2 separate regions of the Homo sapiens genome follow, and region 1 is linked to region 2. Evidence: chromatin contacts called from ENCODE Hi-C or POLR2A ChIA-PET data. All regions are on one chromosome and are shown on one strand. The core of a region is the stretch at or near the end of the contact, and the rest is flanking DNA. Distances in the headings are between cores, read along the strand shown. Region 1 overlaps SYP (synaptophysin). Region 2 overlaps LOC105373195 (a long non-coding RNA gene).

Region 1 (5,469 bases), core at 1,259-3,758, 43 kb after region 2:
CTTGAGGGGTGGAGACCTAGGGTATAGGGGTGGGAAGGGGGGCAGGCCTTCTCCTGAGCTCTTGCCCCCCCCAGGTCCTCCTGGGCTTCACTGACCTGTAGAGACAAAAGACACAGAAAGGAGAGGGGGTCTGACATGGGTGGCGCCCTCAGATAGGGGTTGGGCTGTTATGCCTTTGTCCTGGCTTTATGTCTTTTCTTCTTTCCTGGAGCCAGCTTCATCCCAGCTGCCTCTGCTGAGAAGATATACCTGACCTTGCCCCCACTGGGTTAGGTACCAAAGAGATTACAGTCTCCTTCCTCCAACCAAAAAAATAGTCCCTTAACAGGTACTGTTCTAGCCATTTGTGATAAACTATATTGAGCAAAACAAAGATCCCTGTCTTTGTGGAGCTTATACTGAAGCAGAGATAGACTTCACACAGCGAACATGATGCATGAGTGGATTATCTCGTATAACATAGGGTGACAATAATAAGTGAAATGGAAAAAATAAAGTGAGCTGGGCATGGTCGCTCACACTTATAGTCTCAGCTACTTGGGAGGCTGAGGTGGGAGGATCACCTGAGCCCAGGAGTTCAAGTCTAGCATTCCTAAAGTGCTAGGATTACAGGCGTGAGCTACCACGCCCAGCCTGCGACAGGGCAGAGTTCTGACACAGGAGGACTGTGGCCTAATTTAGGATTTAACAGAATCCCTCCAGATGCTGTGAGTAGAACAGAATGGAAATGGAGACCTGAGAAGAGGTCTGGGAGAGATGACAGTGGAAGATGAAGGATATATTTTTTGAAGGTAGGACCCACAGGATTTTTTGATGAATTAGATGTGGGATGCCCTTTCCATCCTGGCTAACCCAGTGTCAGAAGCTACCTCCATCCAAGTATTGCCACCTTCTTGCCTTCCCCCACTTTTTAGCCACCCCTTAGCCTTTTCCTCCTGCCTTTCCTCCCCTATATCCTCCCTCCTATCTGAGGGAAATCTCACTTCTCTTTTTCTTTTTTTTTTTGTTTTGAGACAGAGTCTCGCTCTGTTGCCCAGGCTGGAGTGCAGTGGCGCAATCTCGACTCACTGGAACCTCCGCCTCCCAGATTCAAGCGATTCTCCTGCCTCAGCCTCCAGAGTAGCTGGAACTACAGACGTGCGCCACCATGCCCGGCTAATTTTTATATGTTTAGTAGAGACGGGGTTTCACCGTGTTGGCCAGGCTAGTCTCGAACTCCTGACCTCAGGTGATCTGCCCACCTTGGTCTCCCAAAGTGCTGGGATTACAGGCATGAGCCACCTCACCTGGCCTCTTTTCTTTCTTTCTTTTTTTCTTCCTTTCTTTCTTTCCATTTTTTTTTTTTTTTTGAGACAAGGTCTCGCTCTGTTGCCCAGGCTGGAGTGCAGTGGCAGGATCATAGCTCACGGCAGCCTCAACCTCCTGGGCTTAAGTGATCCTCCCACTTCAGCCTCCTGAGTAGATGGGTCCACAGATGCATGCCACCACGCCCGGCTAATTTTTGTATTTTTTGTAGAGGTGGGATTTCATCATGTTGCCCAGGCTGGTCTCGAACTCTTGGGCTCAAGCGGCCCGCCCGCCTCGGTCTCCCAAAGTGCTGAGATTACAGGCATGAGCCACCAAGCCCCGACCCTCACTTCTCTTTTAAGGCCCAGCAAGAAGGCCGGCAAACCTTTCCAGGACCCCACCCTATCCCTCTTCCTCCTTTGAAATTCCACACTACTTCCCTCCCCTCCAGCGTTGGGGAGAGGCGGCAGATCTATCCCCTCCTCCCGGATTGGTGAGCTCGTCTGACCTTCAAGATCCACGCCCATTTACCCTCACCATCTATTGGCCTTATCACCTATTGGCTTATCAGTCACTTCTAAGACCCACCTCCTCGTCGCTTCCGTGGCTCTTGCGCTCCGCTGATTCGCCACTGCGCAAGTCCCCCGATATTCCCTCCCTTTATTGGTTGCTCTGCTTCTCTCCCCCCGCCTTTCCGCCGAGTTGCCCTTCTACCTCCCTCCCATTGGCTCTTCATTCTGTCCATCTTGAAGCACCATTCTTCTTTTCTCCATTCATTAGCTAGTTTTTCAGCTCTTAGCAGGTAGTTCTGCCTCTTGATTGGCTCCTTCAAACTTCAGTCCTTACTTGCCCCAGTAAACGCCTTACGTACTCTCTACCCCTGACTCTTATTGGTTCACTGACCCGCTCGTCTCCTTCCTTGTACCCTCCTTGGCCGCACCGCTCGCCGGTCACTCACCAGACTACATCTGATTGGAGAAGGAGGTGGGTGCACCCTGCGGGCCGTAGCCTTGCTGCCCATAGTCGCCCTGAGGCCCGTAGCCACTGCCACCGCTGCCGGCTGGTTGACCATAGTCAGGCTGGTAGCCGCCCTGAGGCCCGTAGGAATCCTGGGGCCCGTACCCGCCGGGGCCCTGCCCGTAGCCTGCATCGCCGTAGGCGTCCCCGGGTGCCGGTTGTTTCTCGGGGGCGCCGGGAGGCGCGCGCAGGAACGGGGCGGCCCAGCCTGTCTCCTTAAACACGAACCACAGGTTGCCGACCCAGAGCACCAGGTTCAGGAAGCCGAACACCTGCAGGGAGACAAGGCTCGGCTGTGGTACCCCGCCCATTGCCTTGGCGGCCCTGCGTGCAGGAATGAGCATGCGGGGAATGAATCCGTAGGCTCCGCAAGGTGGGGGTTTCTGAAACCCAGACTCTCTGAGTCCCAGTGCGAGAACGTCGATGTGCAGAAAAATCACCTCTGGCGGGGTGGGCGTGTTAGAAGAATTTGGAGCCCTGGGGATGCTGCGATCTATCAGTATTACATATACAATTATTTACATATTTGCACATATACACATTATATACACATTTATGCATGTTTAAAATGTAAATTTGTAATATATTCATAGTAAAATGTAAGGATACAAACTTATTAAATATAGCTATACCACTAACATGCATCTAAATAAATGTAGATAAAATATATGTATAAGTGCACATGTATAAGATATATGAAACTTGCATAATTTTTTTTTTGAGATGGAGTTTCGCTCTTGTTGCCCAGGCGGGAGTGCAATGGCACGATCTCGGCTCACCACAACCTTCGCCTCCCGGGTTCAAGCAATTCTCCTGCCTCAGCCTCCCGAGTAGCTGGGATTACAGGCATGCACCACCACACCAGCTAATTTTGTATTTTTAGTAGAGATGGGGTTTCTCCATGTTGGTCAGGCTGGTCTTGAACTCCCGACCTCAGGTGATCTGCCCGCCTCGGCCTCCCATAGTGCTGGGATTACTGGCGTGAGCTACCGCACCCGGCCACATAAAGTAATTTTAAGACATAAAACACTTTCTGTACCTTTCCTTATATGCCAAGCCCTCTTCTAAGAGCTTTACATGTTATAAGCTCACTTAAAATTCAGTTTTGGGCAGGAAATACTATCTCCATTTTACAGTTGAGGAAACTGAGGCCCTAGAGGCTAAGTTACCTGAAGTCTCACATCCAGCAAGTGACAGGAAAGAAAAGTTGTAATCTTAGCATCTGTAACCCTTGTATACGACTTACCTTGTGCCAGGCCCTTTTCTGAGCACTCCGTATTCTTAGTTCAATAAATACTCAACTTTGGAGCAGGACCTATTATTAGTCTTCGATTATGCATGCTCAACTGAACCTTGAGAGGCTGTGACTAGTTTCAGGTCAGGGAGCTTGCAAGAGGTAGAGCTGGGATTTGAGCGCAGACAGTCTGACTCCAGCCAGTAGGGGGCATCCAAGTGGGGAAACATTTCAAGTTTTTCCTTCATTTTGCACATGAGGAAACTGAGGTCCCAAGAGGGTGCTGAGTTGCTTATTTTACATGTCTAGGCTGGGTCTGGGATCCAGGTCTCCCAAACCTGTCATGTTCCCCCTTTGGGGACAGTCTGTGGTGTCACAGTGGTTACAATTGCTAGCTCATCCTTCAACGTTGTTGTTGGCACGCGTTCTTCAGGGACACCCCTTGGATCTCCCCTGACTCTCCTCTTATTCTCCCACTCCACCACTCCCCATGCCGGACTGTACTGTTTTCCACTCTCCCTCCTCCAGCCAGCACCCAGGGCTTACCACCGAGGTGTTGAGTCCCGAGGTCACAGGGTCTCTCAGCTCCTTGCATGTGTTCCCTGTCTGGCGGCAGACAGGCATCTCCTTGATAATGTTCTCTGGGTCTGTGGCCATCTTCACATCTGACAGCCCCTTGGCCCATGCCGATGAGCTAACTAGCCACATGAAGGCGAACACAGCCGTGGCCAGAAAGTCCTAAGGCAGGCAGGGGTGAGGAAGACAGCACTGTGAGTGGACTGCTTCACGCTAGGCCCTGGGGCCTCCTCGGATCACAGGTCCCCCAGAAGAGGCCTGTCTCTCCCCTGCCTTTTCAGCTCTCAAGCCCACAACACTTTCACCTGAAGGTGGCCCTCCCAGCTTGAGCTTGTGTGTGTACATGACACAGAGGATGTGGGAGTGTGATTGTGATATGTGGCTGTGGGTGTTGGGGGGAGGGGAACTCTGGGATGATTTCCGAATCTGTGGAAAGTAATGTGTCTTTCTACTTTTGTCTGCATGTGGGAATTTTTGTCATTTTGTGTCTAGGCTGAGGGTATGTGAGTACAGTGGTGTAGGAATCAGTGTGTCTGTGTGGCATGATGACAGGCATGACTGTCACAGCGAACCTCTGTGGGCCTCTTCCTTTGATCTAGGCTGTGTAGTTGTGTGAGAGTGGGAAGGTTCTCAGGTGTGGGCCTGTCTGGGATTCTGCATAGGCTGTATGTCTCCGTGACTCTATGACTCTGTGTCCCGGATGCCTGGTGTGGATTAATAGCAGCAGCAACTATATGTGTGGCTGTTATGGTGGCTGTTTGCATGTGGGCCTGTCTGGGATTTGGTGTGGTCTGTGAGCATGGCTGTGTCCCTGGGGTTCCGTGTCCCCATGGTCCCTACATGCAAGTGGCTGTGGGGACTCACCAGCATGGGCCCTTTGTTATTCTCTCGGTACTTGTTCTGCAGGAAGATGTAGGTGGCCAGAGCCCCCATGGAGTAGAGGAAGGCAAACACGGCCACGGTGACAAAGAATTCGGCTGACGAGGAGTAGTCCCCAACTAAGAAGACCTTGGTGGTGCCCCCTCGGCAGGTGGGTGCATCAAAGTACACTTGGTGCAGCCTGCAAACAGAGGTGGGCAGGTGTGGCCCAGCCCCTCAGAACACCCTCAACCCTCCAGCCCAATCATGGGTCCCCCCATTTCTGACAAGGCCCCAGGAAGAGGAGGAAATAACCATTCATCGAGCACCTACTATGTACCAGTCACATTTCACTGATTGCTCAAAACATCCTGGTGAGATAGGTGTTATTCATCCCTCACTCCAACCCAAGCACTCTGGCCTCTTGATTATTTCTAGAACTTGCCAGGCATCCTCCCTCCCTAGGATCTTTGTTTGTACTGGCTGTTCCCTTTGCC
Region 2 (6,087 bases), core at 2,527-5,026:
TCTGCAGAACCCTACAGCTCCTAAGAATTCTCTCACCTGCCTTCTGGTCTTAGGCTCCAGCAGGTTGCAGATGACTTGCTTTCTTTCTGATCCCAGGCTGTGCTCTCCCTGTCGGATAGTAAATCCCAGGTAACATACCTGCTATCTGCAGATCTGAGCTTCCTTCTTGGACACCTTATACCTATAGTCCTCCAGGTGCCAGAGCAGGGTATCCATTCCCTTGGCACACATGACTGCCATGGGGTGTCCCAGCAGGAAGTTGTCAACGTACTGGAGCAGCACGAAGCCTAGGTCTCTGGTGGGAATTTTCTGGAGGTCTCGAGCCAGTGCCTCCCCGAAGATGGTGGGGGAGTTCTTGAACCCTTGGGGGAGCCGGGTCCAAGTGTACTGAGTGGTGACAGCTGACTCCAGATCCTCCCACTGAAAGGCAAACAGTTTTTGGCTCTCAGGAGATAGTCTGATGCTAAAGAAAGCATTTTTTAGGTCCAAGCAGGTGAACCAGCTGTCCTCAGCTGGCAGCAACCCCAACAATGTGTATGGGTTGGATGCAAAGTCACTTTGCTTGGTTGACCATATGCAAATCCTGTACTGGCCTGTAGTCCTTGGTCCTCAGCTTGGGAACAGGTAGGAGGGGAGTGTTCCATGGAGACTGACAAAGGACTATAATTCCAAAGGCCCTCAGATGCTTGAGATGGACCCGGATGCCCTCAAGGGCTTCTCTGGGGACCAGGTACTGCTTTTGCCTGACCAGCTGGGCCCCAGGCTTAACTTCTATTAGTATGGGGGCCTGGTTGATTGCCAACCCTGGCGGGTTGTCTTCCTCCCACACCCTTGGCCACCGCTTAGCCAGAGCTGGTCCTATCTCTTGGCCTGGCTCAGCTAAGAAGAGTCTCCATTCCTCCTCCCGAGGAACCATAAGGGCCATGATGACTCCCTTTCCAGGTAACTTTAGCTGTAAAGAGCCATGCTTTGTAAAAGAGATAGTGGCTCTCAGCTTGCTAAGTAGGTCCCTTCCCAGTAAAGGCAAGGGGCAGTCAGGCATGTACAGGAACTGGTGAATTACCTCATGTCCCCCGACAGTGCAGGTCCAGGGCAAACAGAAAGCTTGCTTTGCCGAAACCCCCGTGGTTCTGATTATATCAATAGTCTTTTTGGATAAGGGGGCGACCAGGGTGGTTACTACTGGATGTTCAGCACCAGTATCGACAAGAAACTCAATGTCCTTGCCCCCGACTGTCATTCTGACCATGGGCTCTTTGGGTGCACATGAGCCTAGTCCCCCTCAGTCCAGTAACCCTTCTGCCAGATTAAACAAGGCCCTTTCGTCCTTGTCTGAGGCCTCCTGCTCAGTCACCTTGTTTCCCTTTCAACTGGGGGCACTTGTCCTTCCAACATCCCATTTCCTTACAGTAAGCACACTGGTTACGCTGCAAGCGTGGATGGCCGGACTGGGTATTTTTCCTGGGGCCCCCCTTTCTCGCCCCTTCGGGGGGGACCCCTCTATTGCTGTGGCTAGCAGGTCGGCGTTTCGCTGGGCTTGGCGTTCGCTCTCTCTGCAGTTCTCTCTGCGGCTTACAGCATCTCTATTCACAAACACCTGGTTGGCTATCTCCAATAACTGTGAAGTGTTCATGCCTGCAAACCCAGCCTGCTTATGTAGTTTTCTTCTAATGTCTTCTGCACTTTGACTAACTAAAGCCATGTTAATCATGCGCTGGTTTTCAGGGTTGTTGGGATCAAAGGGAGTATACATACAATAGGCCTCACATAGTCTCTCGTAAAATTGTGCTGGACTCTCTTCCTTTCCTTGAATAACCTCAGATATTTTATTTATATTGGTGGCCTTCTGAGCTCCTTTCTTTAACCCTTCCAGGAGGGCTTCCCTCTACCAGTTTAGCCTTTGCATACCCTGTCTTTCATTTGGGTCCCACTGGGGGTCTGTTCCTGGTAACTGGGCCATCACATACTCTTGGGGGTTTTTGTAATCAGCCGGAACATGTTCCTCTAGCCACTTAGTCGCTGCTTGGAGCACCCTTCGCCGTTCATCCGTGTTAAACAGGCACATGAGCAACTGGTGGCAATCAGCCCAAGTAGGGTTGTGGGTCTGGATAATAGTTTGGAGCAAATCAATTATAGCCTGAGGCTTTTCAGTATAGGATGGGGTATTGTTTTTCCAATTGAGGAGATTGGCAGAGGTGGAGGGTTGGTACACAAAGGCACGCCTTTCCACCATATGCCCGTCCTCGTTTACCCCAGTATACCGTTGCTCTCTCAGGGGCATTTGTATCCCAGTTTTAGGCCTCAAATGGGCTACCAAGTGAGGAGTTTCTCCTGAGGTCTTGCATCCTTTCTTTTCTACTCTAGGTGGCCTAGGGGTATGTAGGCCTTGTGGAAGCTTGGGCACAGTGGCCTCAGGAGTGGGAGGCCTTCTTTCTTGGTGAAAGGAGGGGCCACTGGCACTGTTTCTTGCCATGAATCCTTTGATGTTGGGTCGGACAGGACTTTAGGCGCCGACTTCCCTCAGTGGGTGAAGCGGGATTCTTCCTTGGCTGTCTGTCCCTTTGCCACTAGTACTGCTGCTGCCTGTCCTCTTAACCACTGTAGGGGGTCTAAAACCAGCTGTAACCAAGTGTCTATGTATGGAAAGTGGTCTGGGTTTTCTGGCTTACCAGTTACCTTGTGCCATACCTTTGAAACAAAGGACCTGTCTAGGCCTCCTTCTGATGGCCAACCCACTTCTAATGCTGGCTAATCTATCTCACTTAGGTCCTAAGTTTTCCTGGGGTCATAGTAACCCCATAATCTCCATTAAAACCTTTTTTGAAATTCTTTAACATAGTTCCTAATGGAGTGGTCTTACTTTGCGTCTCACCCATCTCCACCCCCACCCAAGACAAAAATGGCACTCACGACACAAGAAGGGAAAGGGTAAAGGGGTCACCCACTCTCCTCGGCAGTCACTGGCCGCTTCCCTCGCGGGAATCTCAGATCCTCTTAGCTTAAGCAGGCTGGTACCAGGCGCCAGCACGAACTGCCACTTAGCCATGTGAGGTATCCTACGGAACTGCAGCTTGGGGCTCAACGCTCACTTTGGATGGCGACCACTGTCCATCCTGTGCCCGTCTAAAACAAGCATTCACTCACTTTCACTTTCCTTTTTTTCAAACAAGCCAAGCCAAATCATAATCAAAACTGAGACCAAAGTGCCGATAAGGGCACACTGTGGGTGATCAGGCCACGCTTCCACTCAAATGGAGTGGGTAAGTTCCCAGGACTGGTCCTACCATATTCCAGATGTCCAGACTCCAAGTGCCAGTTCCTTCCTGGTGTTCAGCCGCTGCATTGATCCTCTGTGGGGGCCTGCCATGCACCGCTCTGACGAGGTGTTCCACGAGGGCAAATGCCTACCCGGGAGTGCTCTCAGGATCCGCGTTGCTCAAACTGGCCGGAGTCCCCTGCAGGGATGCTCCGCAGGGCAGGCCTAAGCCGCCTAAGGGGCTGCCTCGACCATCGTTAATCACCTCGCTTCCCGGTCAGGGAACCAAGAAATGTAAGGAAGAGGCTTTATTTGGTCAGGAGCGTTGGCAGACATGCGTCTCAAGAACGAAGCCCCCCTAAGAAAGAGTTCCTGGCCCTTTTAAGGGCTTACAACTCTAAGGGGTCCACGTGAAAGGGTCGTGATAGATTGAACAAGCATGGGGTACATGACTAGGTGGGGGTGGTGAGCAAGGCAAGTGTTTCTCCATACCATTGTCTGTGATATATAGATATCACAAGCGGTTAGGTTGTGGGTTAATCTTTAACCTACAGGCCTGGCCAGTGGTGCCGATCAGTCTGTTATTTTTCAGTTTTTACTTCCTCCTTTTCTTTGGAGACAGGGGACAGTAGGAGAAATGGCCTCTCTCCTCAATTTCAGCCACTCCCTTGTGGGAACTCCCTTACTGCTCATTTTTGAGAGATTCCAGCCATGGTTAGACAGGACAAAACACTCAGGCACATCATGGTCAAAAATCTTGAAATCCAAAGAGAATATCTTGCAAGCACAAATAGAAAAATGACCTGTCACCTATAAGGAAACTCCAATAAGATTAAGAGTTGACTTCTCATCAGAAACAAGAGAGCCCAGAAGACAGCTAAAATCATATTTAATGGTGAAAGACTGAATACCTTCCACCTAAGATCAGGAACAAAACAAGAGCGTCTGCTCTTGCTCCTTCTATTCAATATCATATTAGAAGTTCTAGCCACGGCAATTAGGCAAGAAAAAATAGGCATTCAGGGCCGGGTGCAGTAGCTTACGCCTGTAATCCCAGCACTTTGGGAGGCCGAAGCAGGTGGATCACGAGGTCCGGAGTTTGAGACCAGCCTGACCAACATGGTGAAACCCTGTCTCTACCAAAAATACAAAAATTAGCCAGGCATGGTGGTGCGCGCCTGTAATCCCAACTACTCAGGAGGCTGACACAGGAGAATTGCTTGAACCTAGGAGGCGGAGGTTGCAGTGAGCTGAGATCGCGCCATTGCACTCCAGCCTGGGCAATAGAGCAAGACTCCATCTCCAAAAAAAAAGGCTGGGCGCGGTGGCTCATGCCTGTAATCCCAGCACTTCAGGAGGCCGAGGCAGGCAGATCACAAGGTCAGGAGATTGAGACTATCCTGGCTAACACAGTGAAACCCCATCTCTACTAAAAATACAAAAAATTAGCCAGGTGTGGTGGCGGGTGGCTGTAGACCCAGCTACTCGGGAGGCTGAGGCAGGAGAATGGCATGAACCCGGGAGGCAGAGCTTGCAGTGAGCCGAGATTGCACCACTGCACTCCAACCTGGCGACAAATAAATAATTTTTTAAAAGTTAGCTCAAAATTGGCTGGGTGCGGTGGCTCACGCCTGTAACCCCAGCACTTTGGGAGGCTGAGGTGGGCAGATCATCTGAGGTCAGGAGTTCAAGACCAGCCTGGCCAACATGGTGAAGCCCCATCTCTGCTACAAATACAAAAATTAGCTGGTGTGGTGGCGCATGCCTGTGATCCCAGCTACTCAGGAGGCTGACGCAGGGGGAATTCCTTGAACCCAGGGAGGGGAGGTTGCAGTGAGCTGAGATCGTGCCACTGTACTCCAGCCTGGGTGACAGAGCAAGACTCTGTCTCATATATATATATATATACATATATACACACACACAATGTATTTATATATATATATGTATATACACATGCACAAATGGCCAATAAGCACAATGAAAAGATGCTTAAAATCTGTATTAATTTCTGATTGCTGCTCTAACAAATTACCATACATTTACTGGCTTGAAACAACACCACAAAATGTCTTACAGTTCTGTAGGGCAGAATTCTCATCAGGCTAATATCAAGGTGTCAGCAGGGCTGCCTTCCTTGTGGAGAATCTGTTTTCCTTGCCTTTTTAAGCTTCTACAGGTGGCCTGCATTCCTTGGTATGTGGCCATTTCCTCCATCTTTTTCTTTTTCTTTTCTTTTTTTTTTTTTTTGAGGCGGAGTCTCGCTCTGTCACCCAGGCTGGAGTGCAATGGCGTGATCTCGGCTCACTGCAAGCTCCGCCTCCCAGGTTCACGCCATTCTCCTGCCTCAGCCTCCCAAATAGCTGGGACTACAGGCGCCTGCCACCACGCCCGGCTAATTTTTTGTATTTTTAATAGAGACGGGGTTTCACTGTGGTCTCGATCTCCTGACCTCGTGATCTGCCCGCCTCGGCCTCCCAAAGTGCTGTGCTTACAGGCGTGAGCCACCGCGCCCGGCCACTTTTTCTTCTTTTTTTTTTCTTGAGATGGAGTTTCGCTTTTGTTGCCCATGCTGGAGTGCAATGGCGAGATCTCTGCTCACTGCAACCTCTGCCTCCTGGGTTCAAGCAATTCTCCTGCCTCACCTTCCCGAGTAGTTGGGATTACAGGCGTGTGCCACCGCCCGGCTAATTTTTGTATTTTTAGTAGAGACGGGGTTTCACCATGTTGGCCAGGCTGGTCTCAAACTCTTGACCTCAGGTGGTCCGCCCGCTAGCCACTGTGCCCGGCTAGCACTTCCTCCATCTTCAAATCTTTCTCTATCACCCCTG

The links. Hi-C counts contacts between places; a loop is a spot of excess contacts on that map. ChIA-PET counts read pairs that join two places held with the same protein, here RNA polymerase II (POLR2A). Pooled maps may share reads with other maps.
Region 1: a loop to region 2 is called in a map of K562, with 2.0 times the contacts of the local background. The contact joins two enhancer-like sites. A Hi-C loop is called at or near these places in 9 of 168 maps with a recorded cell type or tissue (CD4-positive, alpha-beta memory T cell, CD8-positive, alpha-beta T cell, K562 and 5 more), 8 of 37 single-sample maps with no recorded cell type and 23 of 50 pooled maps. POLR2A ChIA-PET finds 5 or more read pairs at or near these places in 18 of 52 experiments (A549, B cell, BJ and 14 more).

The regions. Positions count from the first base shown.
Region 1 is chrX:49,189,188-49,194,656 of GRCh38, forward strand. SYP (synaptophysin) reads right to left here. Exons shown (of 7, transcript NM_003179.3): 4 at 4,979-5,174; 5 at 4,085-4,276; 6 at 2,246-2,576; 7 at 1-95. The coding sequence ends at 2,250. Among named protein-coding and RNA genes, the nearest start is that of PRICKLE3, 5.5 kb to the left of the region's middle. RefSeq lists a silencer at 1,057-1,136, an enhancer at 1,976-2,045 and a cis regulatory region at 4,201-4,721. Within about 2 kb of position 2,509, at least 25 of the 41 ENCODE cell types and tissues checked have a DNase peak (open chromatin) inside an H3K27ac peak, as active enhancers do.
Region 2 is chrX:49,145,100-49,151,186 of GRCh38, forward strand. LOC105373195 (a long non-coding RNA gene) reads right to left here. Exons shown (of 3, transcript XR_007068230.1): 2 at 3,285-4,066; 3 at 1-420. Among named protein-coding and RNA genes, the nearest start is that of MAGIX, 15 kb to the right of the region's middle. RefSeq lists cis regulatory regions at 2,900-3,050, 3,448-4,022, 3,491-3,991. Within about 2 kb of position 3,777, at least 3 of the 41 ENCODE cell types and tissues checked have a DNase peak (open chromatin) inside an H3K27ac peak, as active enhancers do.